Linked DNA regions of Homo sapiens: region 1 is linked to region 2. Evidence: chromatin contacts called from ENCODE Hi-C data. All regions are on one chromosome and are shown on one strand. The core of a region is the stretch at or near the end of the contact, and the rest is flanking DNA. Distances in the headings are between cores, read along the strand shown.

Region 1 (6,712 bases), core at 1,336-3,835, 370 kb before region 2:
CCAATGCAGTCATAGATTCAAATTGAAACTACTGACTAACTGAAATTTAAGATTGGTCTCCTACGTCTACTTCCCTCCCAACCCTGCTTGCCCAACCAGAATTCTTTTAAGATTGAATCGCACTGCTGAAATAAATAGAGTCAAAGTTTTATCACTTCTTCACTTTGATTTTCTGGGCATGAGTTCAAGACTGAAAAGATAAAGAATTCAGATACGGTGTTATCAAATTGTGATCTATAAAAATATAGTGACCCTTTCACAAAATTTCTCATTAAACACATCTTATACACACCATTTAAAAAAATGTAGACAAGCAACTAGATATTACAAAGAAAAAGCAAATTATTGAAAAGGAAATCTCCTGGTCTTAAGCTCTACTTGCTGGGACATTGACACTCACTTCCAAAGCTCTCTCCTGGGCCTTTGCTGATCCCTAATTGTCCTCTCGAATCACTCCAATCTGTCCTTTCTCCTCCATTCTTATTGCCACTGCCTTAGGTCTGGCCCTCACTGTTTTTCATTTAGAATATACCTGTGGCTTCTTAACTGAATTCTCTGCACATTAGTTTTATAATGGAGATGGCCACATAAAATCATTTATAGTACCATATTTTATGACAGATATTTGTACACAGAACTTTGAGAAACAGTGATGCAATAATCTCTGTGCTTTCATCTGAGGAATACTAGGAGAGTTTCCTGCTCCTAAGATAATTATGGTCTGAGAATACAAAGAGAGCTATTCTTCCTCTAACATGTATAGGGTCTAGTGTATAAAGACATAGTCTTCATCCTTTACTAAGTTAAGCCTCCAATTATTTCCATATTTGCATTTCAGGAAAGTGAAACACAGAGAGATTAAGTCACTTGACTGTGAACACACAGTCAGTAACTGTGAGAAGCCAAACTCAGACCAGGTAGTCTGGCCCCAGAGTCCATGCTTTTAATCTTTATGACTTCTAGAAAGCAGGGACTAGGTTTTACTCATTGTTGAACACCCAGTGTCTTGTTCACTGTCTGGCACAGAAAAGAGGACCGATCAAATACTATTGAAAAAATAATTGATAGGAAGGGGCAAGGTGCTCAGATTCTAAAGGGAACACCATGTCATCCCCACACACTTTTGAGAGGACTGGGCATGGTGGAGACACAGAACAGGCTCTAGCCAATTCCATTCCAGATTTCTTGCTCTGACCACAGAGCCATTCGTCCACTGCAAACCTGACCATATCATTCCCCTCATCTCATTGCTGAGCAGTGTTTTTCAAACTTTTACAGGAAACATCCTCTCTAATGGCTGGCAGATGAGAGCAATCACACCCCCAGAGGGCAGACACATAAGGAGCCACACTCTAAGAGTATCACTGACTGTGCTTCACCCTCAGTATCTTAGCAAGCTTGATATTTATTCTACAATGTGTCTGCGTTTGTTGTAACGCAAAAAAAATCATGCTTATAACTTCTTATAATTCCAACTCCAGGTGGAAGACTTTACTCCTACCATGACTTCTAACATCACCTGGCCTATATCTATCTGTATTCTTTCTGGGTACCCCATACTGCAGCTTCATATACACAACAGGCCTATGGATCTGATCCAAGCTACTTAGCACAGTACATAAATCCCTTCCGGACCCAGCCCCTGACTCACCACTTCCCCTCCCACCTCTCCAGCCAACACAATCATTGGCAGTCACTGTCTCAGTCACAGTTCAAGCTGTTGTTCACCTCTAGAACTTTGATAATTAGGGCCTTGTCGACTTCGAGAAGACATACCCATCCTTCCAAACCCTTATGGGGTGCGATTTTATTGAAGTCTTTTCTTAACCCTCCCTCCCCATAGTAGGAGGATACTTAGTTATAATTCCCTAGTTTCTTGTACCGCTTGCTTTGTTTACCTAGTATCTCCCTTACTAGACTGTGCGGTCCCTGGAGGCAGGATCTTGTTTTAGTTTTCTTACTATTCCCACTGCCAAAGCAGAACCTTGCCAGTCAGGTAAATCTCCCGTTTATGGGACACTGGGTTCACAATAGGTAACAGGGTCTCTCAAGAGCAGAAGGCAAGAGAACTGACTATGAAATTGAAATGAAACACGAATTGAGGGGTCTGAACACATCTCCAGTTTCAATTTTCTTTCGTGATAGAATGCCAGATTCCAGGTCCCAGGGAGGTCCTGGCGCCCAAAAAGTTACCAGGGATGGGGGATCAGGGTTGGCACAGAAGTCACTCACCACCTGGTAGAGGGCGAGTGTTTGTTCTCCAGCGTTTTGGTCCAGGGCTTGTACCAGCTGATCTGCTCGGCAGCTTTGCCCCAGAACCTCTCGGGGTCGGTCACCGAGGCTGCGAAGTGGGTCTTGTACTCGCTGCCACTGCCGGAGGACAGTGCCCTGCATCCCCGGCCCCCGAGACCGCCCCGCGGGCCCGGGACCACTAAAGCCCTGAGGGCCGCACCGGCTCCCCGGGCCGGAGAGGACCCAGGCAAGGGCCCTCCGAGCCCCCCGGCGCTGGTGACTTTACGACACTGCAGCCAAGACGGTTTCATCTCCTCCGGCCACCCGCGGTCCCCGAGTGTGCGACAAATGGTACTCTTGCAACTTCCTGGGGCCTGAGGGAAGGGAGTAGGGGGCGGGGGCAAATTCCGAAGTGAGCCCAGAGCCCAGAAGTTTGGAAGCCACACTAGAGTCGCCGGGAAAAACCGACCTGGAGCGACCAGAGAAGCAACAGGCTAAAGTGGGGGCCCCGGGACAGGGGTGTCACAGCGCCGTTGCAGCAGGTTAGTTGCGCTGCTGCACGAGATCCAAACCCCAACATGCACTTCCAACCCCGCAGCCTTCCGGGAAAAATCGCGCTCAAACTCCAGAACGTCCTTCCGATTTCAACACACAAGTACTCCTAGGAGGAGGCCAACGGCCCATCTCTCAATTTTCAATCCAGCAGTTTGTACACGGCTGGTTTAATCTTTGGAAGGTCGTTGGTGGAGGTGGCATCGCCTCTGACCTGCAGGAAACCAGCAACTCGGTGCGTTGAGGCAAGGCTCTTTGATTGTTATTTATTGATTGATTGATTTTTCAAAATCAGCTCAGTCCCTGGTTACTAAAAACACAAGCAGCTCCAGGGCAAGGACTGCTCCGGGATTTCCTGACCACTGAGAGGGTAGGAGGAGTGGAAGGAGGTTGTGCCAGACAAATTGGGAAGTGCTTCTTGGGGTGATTGACAGGTCACAGGGAAGGTGACCCCACTGGGATGCGGATTCACCTGCTGACCAGACTCCGCATGTGATCTAGACAGAGAACAGATAGGACTTGTTGCATTGCCTCCCTTCTAATTTGCCTGCTTGGAGTTTCTGTGGCTTTTCTAATGAGAAAACAAAACAAACAAATAAACAAAAAACAAAAATAGGAAGTAAGTAAAGATGAATCAAAAGAGGAAACTGGGAAAATGTAAAAAGAAAGGTGGTATATAGTACTGTCTAGGTTTAACATTCGTCAAGCTCCGCTATTATTCATGCTTTAGCGAGATTCAGATGCAATCTTTTGCCTTAATATTATGCCAAACACATTCTGTCTTGGTGTGACAGTATTTGCAGTTTTAAATGTAAAGATACGTATTTCCAAATCTGAGGTGAGAAATAGTGGCATGCCCCTGACCTTGGGAAGGATCATAACTTGAGAATCCGTAAACAAATGATTCTGCAGGAAAAGAATAATGTGGAGATAAAGGCTAAACAGAACAGAGGTAAGTGCAATGCAAAACAGAGAATATTTCTTTAAATAACCACCTCCCTTTCCACTGAGAGGCAAGGCACTAGACTTTTCCCTGACATCTGCAGTCTACTTTAGTCCTTCCAAAGGTCTCAAATCAAATAATGTCGAATGGCCAAAGACACAGTCACCATTTAAATCCAGAGAAAGTTACAAAGCCATTTAACCTCTTCATCCTTCCAGAACGACAGATTTATTATTGGCACCTAGCATGTGTTCACATTATACTGGGCACTTTAAACAAATGTTAGCTCCTGTAATTCTCATGAAAGTACCAAGAAGTGGGAATCATAATCCCATGTTTACAAATGGAGCTAGTATAGAGATAGATCGACTTGCCCAAGGCCACGCAGCTAGCAAGTGAAACAGTCAGGATTCAAACTTTATGGATGCCCAGTATTTCAAAGCCCAGATGCTTTGAATTACAGATATGCCGTGATACAATTTACTGACACCTCAAGGTGGAGGGCTAGGGGAAAACCCACTCTAATCCTGTCACTCACTCCAGGATACTGTGCAAATACGATCATTTTATCTCTGTGCCACAACTTGAACAAGGAGGGGAATCTGACTCCAAAGTCCACCATTTTAATTCCAGGCTGAGTATCTTCTACTTTAAAAAAAAAAAAAAAATCTTAGAATTCCAGTAAAATATGACAAATTGAATAGCCACATTCATTCTTCTCCTTAAAGAAACTCCACTGAAAGAGAATCAAAGAGGGCGGTTGTCGTGGTAAAAATCCTACAAGGATAAAGAGAACAGGAAAAGAAAAGAAACCAAATGAAAGAATAGAAAGAAGATGAATCTGTGGAATATGATTTAAAAGTGGGAGGAGGAGCTTGTGGAGGAGAAAATAGATTTTCCTAAGGAGAATCCATTTTCTCCTTAGGAACCTGGTATGTCTCAAGTTTTGGAGGTGCTGGGTTCCTCTGAAGGTTCAGAAGGAAGTATGAAGTTCAGAGCTTAAAAACAAGGAACTGATTACAAGATCACATGAGGCAAAGTTAGACCCCCGTATCGCCAGATGAAACCACTTTTTCTGGACCCATCAGTATACCATTTTTTCTTTTGAAAGTAATTGTATACAATAGATTGTTACTGTAAGCTCCATTTCAGGCTGAAGGGAGAGCATAAGTGTAGACACAATCCAGCAAATGCAGTGGGTCTGGTTTTGAGAGTGTTCAGTGTACAGGTAGAGCAAGCAAGGCCAGTGGAACTAGAAGATTGTACTGGACAAACAGCCAGACAGACGAGTGTAAATAGTGTCAAATGCAAGTCAGTACCTCAGGATAAACTATTAGCCTTTAAATTAAGACACCAAGAGCCTGTTGATTGGTCATTAAGCATATGAAAAGATTAAAATCATGAGCCATGAAGTCTCAGGTTGAATCTTATTACACTACTGCCACTTATTAGGTGTGAAAATTTGGAAAGTTAATTTTCTGAACTGCAGTTTCTGCATCTGTAATCTGAAGCTGATAATCTTACTTCACAGGATTGTTGCAAGGTTCAAATATGTGTAAACTGCTTAGCATTGGGTCAGTAGCAAGCCAAGCTAATTTAGGACAGCAGCCAAGCCAGTGAACAACCAAATAATCTAAAAATTCAACCCTGCAAATTAACATACCTAAAATTTAACAATCAGAACCTCTCAAAAGAAACAATTTTAATTTAAGCATGTATATAAATTCTGTATTATTTCAAAAAATAAAATTATATTTTTAATTAATTTGAGGTACAAGGTAATCACAATCTTTTCAATGGTTAAGCATGCTAAAACTCCAGCTTATTAATGCATAGTATTTATTTCATTGTATGTCATAATGGTATAATTAATATGCTATTCAGGATGGCATTTTAAAACATCATAAGCAGATTTATTGACAAAATTATTTAAGAGAAGCATTCTAGCAAATGGAAAGAGCAAAATAATGGAGACAGTGCAGAGAAAGATCAGAGAGAATAAAAAGGTGTGGAAATTTGCTCAAGAAAGAATGAAGGGAGGGGAGAAAACTGGAGTCAGAATACTTAATGCCTGCTGAGGCAGGCGGATCGCCTGAGGTCCAGAGTTTGAGACCAGCCTGGCCAACATGGTGAAACCCCATCTCTACTAAAAATACAAAAATTAGCCAGGTGTGGTGGCGCAGGCCTGTAATCCCAGCTACTCAGGAGGCTGAGGCGGAAGAATCGCTTGAACCCGGGAGCCGGAGGTTGCAGTGAGCAGAGATCGGGCCATTGCACTCCAGCCTGGGCCACAGAGCAAGACTCCATCTCAAAAGAAAAAAAAAAAAAAAGAATACTAATGCCTAAGGAAAAAATGCTGAAATACAAAGGAAGAACAGAGTGGAACTATAATTAAAAGAGAGAAAAGATATAAGGATCCTACAATCCAATTTTTCCCACTTTACAATCTTTACCAGGTTTGGTCATCACTAGCAGAGGTTAACGTTTTTACCAGAGAGAGAGAGAGAGAGAGAAAGAGAAAGAGAAAGTAGTTAAATTGTAACAATTTTAAAATAATGCATTCTGCTGGCCACAAAATTTATATTTTCACCTAACTATTTTAAGAGCCAAATGTCTAACTACAAGTATTAGAGCTACTAAAATGTTTGATTGTGGCTGGGCGCAGTGGCTCACACCTGTAATCCCAGCACTTTAGGAGGCCAAGGCGGGCAGATTACAAGGTCAGGAGTTCAAAACCAGCCTGGCCAGTATGGTGAAACCCTGTCTCTACTAAAAATACAAAAATGAGCCAGGCGTGGTGCTGAGCACCTGTAGTCCCAGCTACTCGGGAGGCTGAGAAGAAGAATCGCTTGAACCTGGGAGGCAGAGGTTGCAGTGAGCCGAGATCATGCCACTGCACTCCAGCCTGGGCAACAGAGCAAGACTCTGTCGCAAAAAAATAAAAAAAAGGTTTGCTTGTAACTTCCATGCTTCTGGTTTCTTGAA
Region 2 (6,938 bases), core at 1,354-3,853:
GCTGTTTGGCTCGGCTAAGAGGTTGCATGTGTGTTGTTGTTGTCTTTTGCCCTCAACCATTGAAACCTTCCCTCACTTGAAGCCGCCCTCCCTTCAAAGCAGCCCACCCCACCTCCAGAGACAGATTGCCCATTTCTTTTATCTTTCGTATATGGAAAACAAACCCAAGCCAAACGAGGCCTTGAGGATATTCCAGTCTGCTAGGGACCAGTCTAGTTCAAGAAAACTGGGGAGGGGGCCCGAGATCCGGCCCTGAGGATGCCGGATGCAGCCCCGGGAACTCCAGATCCACACTTCAGGACAAGAGCGGCCTGGGAAGGCTAAGAGGGAAGGCCGTTTGTGGGTAAATCCGCTGAAGATCTTTTTGGGAAATGAGCACAGTTTTGGTGTGGTAATTTCTTGCAACCATATTTTCCTAGATTGAAAATTCCATTGTTAACTTTGGGTAAGTAAATCTCACCCAGATCTCCAGGTATAGGAGTGTAAAACCAGACGGAAAAAGATGCTGATAAAAGGAAAAATGACATTTTTCTTCTGGGCACTATTCACTTCCAATGACAAGTGTGAGGTCTACGAGAGAGAGAACAGTATCCAGTTTAATTCAGACTAAGGAAAGCCAAATTTCCTTTCAATTGGCATGTAAGGAAACACCCAAATAAATGGGCTTGTGTGGTGTCTAAATTAAAATATGGCTCCTCTTTATTTTTGTACACATGCCTCCAAACATATTTTTCCAGTTCCATCAAATTAGGACCAACTTTGTTCATATAGAAACTTCTTTTTAATATTACAATACCAGGATCCTCGCACATTTTATATACATCATTCCACATTTAAAATATATTTCAGGTTTACGTAAAAAAAGAAAGTGTTAAACTATTTACAAAAATACATTAAATACCCCTAACATTAAATGCAACTTTCCCACTTTAGACAGGAATGAACTTCTTTTGAACATGGCACAAAAGGATCACCGTAATAAAAGTTAATATAGTATAAAACCAACCAAACAAAAACAAAATGAGGCTAGACCTAAGCCACTCGCAGTTCCAAAAAAATAAAAGCCCAAAGCCGAAAGGCGTTTTCATTTGAGCATGCACAACAGATTTCGCAATTTTCGCAACGTTTCTTTGTGAATGTGTCTCCTTCCCTTTCAGCAACTTTTCGGTCTGGGTTCCTAAATGTTAATGTAATGTGACCTAATCTAAAGGATTAGGCCAGGAAGGGTCGGTGGGATCTTCCTGCTGCGTGGAGAAGGTCTCAAGCGCAGGCTCAGTTACTTCTCCACCACTTCCTCCACGCAGGGGAGTTTGCGTTCCTCCGAGGAAATACTGTCCACGATGGAAGAAAGGCATCGAAGGCTACTCGAGGCTGACGAATCAATACTTGCTCCTCCTGAGCGAAAAAACAACACACAAACATAGCACCCAAAGAAGGAACACGAAGCAGCTCCGCGCCCCGCGCGAGGCCGCTTTGGCAGCGAGGAAAGGCCTGGTCCCGGCGCGCAAAGAGCGCCCTTTTCGCAGGGCGCGTCCCTGCTCTCGCTTCGAGCCCTCTCGGCCCAAGCATCCTATCCACCTCCCGGATTTTCTCTGGTGCGGCCCAGAGCCCTTTTACTTTACCTTCCTTAGCCGTTATCACGAGCCCCCTGGAATGATCGGAAACACTTGGCCACTGGGAGCTGCAGGTGCGCAGGAAATCCGCACCCTCAAGCTGGAGGGAAAACCAAGGCAGCGGCAGATTAGGAAAGAAACATCGGTTCCGGGGTTGGGGTGGGGTGGGGGGCGGCTTTCCTGCTTCCTCGGGCCGGGTACGCATTTCCTGCCTATTGCAAGCACCCGGTCTTCTTGGGTCACTGGGGGTTCATTAGAGACGGAGCGGGAGGGGCGGGCGAGAAAGGGGGAAGGGAAAAAAGACCAAGCAGCTGGAGGTTAAGGCCCCGCGGAAGGCGTTTAATCAGCCTTCGCATTTCCCTGCCCCGGCAGCATCTAGGCTTACATTTTCTTGTTTGGGTCTGTAGCTGAAGGGGTCCACCCCCAGCTCCTGCATCTTCTCCTGCTGATCCAGCCGGTGCAGCAGGTCCTGCAGCCGCTCAATATAGCTGATGGCGCTCCGCAGAATCTCCACCTTGGGCAGCCTCTGGTTGGGGTTGGCCACAGTTCGCCGCTTCAGTGCCTCGAAGGCCTCGTTGATTTTCTTTAGCCTCCTCCTTTCGCGCAGGGTGGCGGCTTTTCGCCGGTCAGTGGGGGCAGATTTTCTCTTGCAGGTCTTGCAAGCCCAGATCAGACACTGGCCGGGGCAGTGTGGAGGCTGCAGGCCCGGGGGCGCCAGGACATGTTCCTCTCCGCTGCTGTCGCTCCCCGCTTCCGGGGGCATTTGGTCCTGGCAGGGGGACAAGGTACCATCACTCCCTGGATACAAAGGAGAGCCTTCTGCCACTTCTAATGGCTGCAGAGTAACATTTTCCCCATCCAAGTAGAAGAAATAGGAGCCAGTTTCAAAAAGGTCCATCATCATGTTCTCCTCCTTGGCCTCTGACTCGATCTGAACTGGGTGATGGACTCAAAAACCCAGAGGAACCACCCAGATGGCATTTAATTAGTGCAGTGACATAAGTCGACCCAGCTTTATATATAGTAGCTCCTGAAACTCAATCCAACTTTTAGCTGTCATGGAGCATCAGTCTCCCAATGTGATTGCAGCTAGTGCTCTCTAGAACATCTAGTTTGAAAGAAAACTGAGAAGTGTCACCTCCCAGAGTGTTGTGACAATCTATGTGCAGACCAGGTTACACAGAGAGAATCACATAACTTAAACAAAGCATTGAACCCTTCCATTTTGGGCAGTTTAGATACTAACCTGCTTACAGGACAACTTCAAAACAACTGGGGATTAACATTGCCCTATTCCCCTCCCCCTGCGCTCATCTGAATTCTAAGTATAGACCCATGATGAAAGATTTCAAAGGCAATAGCCATTGCTCCAAAATAGCCGGGTTAATATTTGCAGAGTGGTTCAGCTCCTTTCTCTCTCCTGCCTCTCAAAAAGATGCTATTCCTGTGATTAAAACCATTACAGTGCTTCAAAGGTTATACATGACTTTCAGGCTTCAACCTCAATAGAAGCAGGTAAATCTCTTTCCTCTCTTTTACTAAGGCTGCAAGATGATTTGGGAAATGGAGGGGGTTGCTGAAGGGTGCTCACATCCCATGATACTGGATGAAATGATTCTCTGGGTCCTTCCATAGAGACCGTCCTTGACTATCTTTTTTTTTTTTTTTTCCTTTGGGGAGAGGGGCAACCAGGATCTGAATTCTGTACCCTTCCATTTGTGGAGCAGTATTACATATGAGGTAGGGAGTGGGATAGAGGATGGGGTTACAATACATGTAGTAACTCCTCCTTAAAAATAGTTTTAGTGAAAACAAGACTCACACCACAGCTACTTGATATTTCAGCATTTACTTGTGGCCCCCTCCAAGGTGCCTCTCTTATGATTCCAGTTCTGCACACTGTGTGCTCACCACTTTTTCTTTTGCATTCTCACTATCCATTGACTCCAAATAAGTTGTTTGATAGGATTTAAGTGAGAAAGGTTAGCAACCAAGGCACGAGCAAGGAAACAGCATTTTTTAAATTGCAGCTTGCCCATGGTCCACAAGATACATGTATTGTTCTTCGGGAGACAGTACAATATGAAGGTCAAGTGCGGGGGCCCTAGATTCCAAAGAACTATCAAGTCCTAGCAAGGTTAATTTCTATGTATATATCCATGGGTAAGTACTAGATCTTGATGTCTTCAAGATGATAGTGGTTTCCTTACAGTTTTAGTGAGGATTCAATCAAATGATACCATGCATGTGAAACACATAGCACATAGCTGCTTGATGAACAGTAGTTATCATTTGTAGTATAAAGCCATGTTAGGGCAAAGACTCATTCCTATGAATGAAATAAAGCATAGCTGTTGGAGAGGTTTTTCTTTTTCTTCCCTCTCTCTGTTTTGTTGTTCTTTCCCTTCCTTTCACCTTTCCTCCTAGAGCTCTAGAAAGACTTCCTAGCTGTAACTGGCCTTTGGGATGTCAGTTGACCTTGGTTTTGGTCTTTATAGTCAGTGCCTCAAAAACTATGTGGGAACATAAAATCTTATTGCTCTACCCCAAGCAGTAATGATTATAAGCTGTGTTCTTTATGACTTTATTTTAAAAAATGAATAGAGTGAAGATAATGCAGGAAATCAACTGTCAGATAATTTAGAAATTAGCTAATCAAGTCGCCTATTCTAGAAGATGATTCTTCACAGTTTCTATTGAGCCACAGACTGGATGTTAAGCTTTGATATTTTTGGCTGTTTTTATTCCTTATCAAGTTTAATACTATTCTTAGATTTTTGGAATGGTAAGAAGGAGAGAGAAGAGTTGCAAGAGGCCAATACTTCTTCTGTGACTTTTTTTTTTCTATTTTCGCCAGTTTCTTGGTTGCTCAAGTCAGCAATTAAAACTGCAGATTGAAAGTTTCAGCAACTCAGGGTATAATCTAACATCTATTATAGAAAATTAGCTTGTGCTCTTAACCACACTTTATGTTGTCTCTTGTAAATGTGAAGACAATTTGAAAAGTTAACTAAGATTATTGTGATAAAAATCATTAAGAACATTAAGATAAAAATGACTAATTTTTTTTATTCAGCATTTATTGGGTACCTACTAAGTGCCAGATAGTGTCCTAGGTGCTAAGGATAAAGCATTAAAAAAAATCTCTCTTCTCATGGAGTCTGAATCTAAAGAGGTGAGTTAAATTAACAGACCAAATGGGAGAAATAGCCTTGGAATTGGGATGGGGAAGGCCTAGATTATAGTCTTTTGGGGCCTGTGAGGATTTAATGAACTCTACTATCTCAAATTCTCAGATGTTTAATCCGTAACATTGGCATAATGACAAAAGATGTCCATATTTACAGGATGTTATAAAAATTAAACTTTTAAAAACATGAAACCCACCTCAAAAATGTAGCATCCTCTCTAAAAGTACTTTTATTATTGGAATTAGTATGTTCAGAGAAAAATAAGGGAGAAAAATATCACTACTAAGCAATTTTGAAGCCTGGGTGAAGAAATACATTTAAGGTGTTACCATTCTTAGACTTGCCACTGATTTTAAGAGGTATCAGATAGATGTTAGAGAGCCTTCATATCATGAACCCGCTAAAAAATATGGAAGTTCGCCTTTTCCTTTTTCTGTTTCTTTCATTCAAGTGTCACCACTGGAGAAAGAGCCAGTTTAGAAATGTAGAAAGAGAATTATTTTTTTAAAAAAGTATATAAAGCTTTGGGGTGCAGATCAGGAGCAACTTCTTAGGCAAGGGTGGCTTTTACTGGTATAAAGTCAACTTTCACCTATTGAATTCTTCCTTATTAAATTATGAATCCCCTTTTCCAACACGCTCTAGACCTCAGACCAGTAAAATTAGTGGGAGTGTTTACCCTGGTTTAAACAGATTTTTCCCCTTTTTTGTGGTTGTTTTGGGAGTTGAGGGCAGGAGGTGGGAGGAGAAAACAAGGAAATGCCAGCTTGGGAAATAATCACCCTTTATTAGATTAGGTCAATGGGAAAATACGCACTGATGCCAAACTTCTAACTAGTGAACTCTTGGAACTCAAACTGTTTACAAAATATGAGATGCCTGTAATTGCAATTATATCACTTCTCAGTAGAACTTGGAGACACAGACCTTGACAAGTGGTCAAATCAGTTTTACATAAACTGCAATCCTCCAAGCTTTAAATAGTCCAAATATTTTTTTAATTATGGAAAAAGTAAATGATAATAGGGGAATAATAATATTATCATTAATAAAATCACTCCAAGGGGACTAGACTTCATTCATCATAAAATCTGAAACTAGATTAGTGACAGGATGGGAAGTTTTCATGTGGTTTACCACCCTGTTGTTCTTACTTCATGCTTATTCATTTGCAAATGATTTTTTCCCCCCAAAAAAGCCTGAGTGCCTCCCAATTCTTTTCTGTGGGAAGAAGTGGGAAGGAAAGTATTATGGCTAGCTCACATCAGTGGATTTTAGCTATGAGCCTTTGGAAATGTTGCATATATGGTAGAAAGAGAAGAGACCTTTGGGGAAAGACAGAATCTGTGTTCTAGCCATTCTTAAGTATGTGTTTCTAGCCACAGTTTTATTAGAGATCAAAAAGCATATACATTACACATATCATAGGCTTTCTTTTCACACTAAATTAAATAATATATTTTGAGCCCATGGTATGAAATATGCACTCAGCAAATATTAATTCTCCTACTCAATTTGTAAGGCCTCTGATGGAAAGAATCATAGTGAATTCACTGAAAAACCTAGATTTGGTGAGAAAGATGTTTCTGAAAAATTTGGGGATTTGTGTTAATCAAGGTGAAAATATTGAAACTAGTCGCTCTAGTAGCAGAGCTTAATGTATTTATACCCTCATTAAATTTCCAGTTTACTGGGGAACAAGATACTAATTAAAAGTCACACAAATGAATAACCGAATTAGGAACTTTGAAAGAAAGGAATGTAGTTCTCTAAGAGTGTGTAACAGTAAAGTCACTCCTGAACAGGAAGCTTGAGAAAAGGATGGTTTGGGAACAGAAGTTCCTGAGGTATTGTGGTGGCATTTCTAGGGAACAAAGTTCAAGCTTTTTGAAAAGCCTTTGGAAAGTAACAGGATGATGGTGACAGTCAGAAAAAGCTCAAGGAAGAAACAGACATAGATGACTGTCAGAGACTAGGGAAGAGATTTGTGTGGGTGATAGCTGGGGAATTTGGTTACATAGTCAGATTCAAAGAAAGCAGTTTCAGCCACAGCTGATAAAGCAGAACTGAGGGCCGGATAGACGATGATTATACTCTTTCAACTATGAAAAATAGAAGAAAGAAAAGGGTATAG

What was found. A loop is a pair of places that touch in the nucleus more often than their neighbours do. Pooled maps may share reads with other maps.
Region 1: a loop to region 2 is called in a pooled map of psoas muscle, with 2.7 times the contacts of the local background. The contact joins the promoter of ACSS3 here to the promoter of MYF6 in region 2. A Hi-C loop is called at or near these places in 2 of 50 pooled maps.

What each region holds. Positions count from the first base shown.
Region 1 is chr12:81,073,952-81,080,663 of GRCh38, reverse strand. ACSS3 (acyl-CoA synthetase short chain family member 3) reads right to left here and starts at 2,585. Exons shown (of 16, transcript NM_024560.4): 1 at 2,233-2,585. The coding sequence starts at 2,543.
Region 2 is chr12:80,703,299-80,710,236 of GRCh38, reverse strand. It overlaps MYF6 (myogenic factor 6), which reads right to left and starts at 2,603. Exons shown (of 3, transcript NM_002469.3): 1 at 1,999-2,603; 2 at 1,623-1,713; 3 at 763-1,395. The coding sequence starts at 2,517. The coding sequence ends at 1,277. LOC105369867 (a long non-coding RNA gene) reads left to right here and starts at 2,999. Exons shown (of 5, transcript XR_007063388.1): 1 at 2,999-3,128. RefSeq lists an enhancer at 1,894-2,803.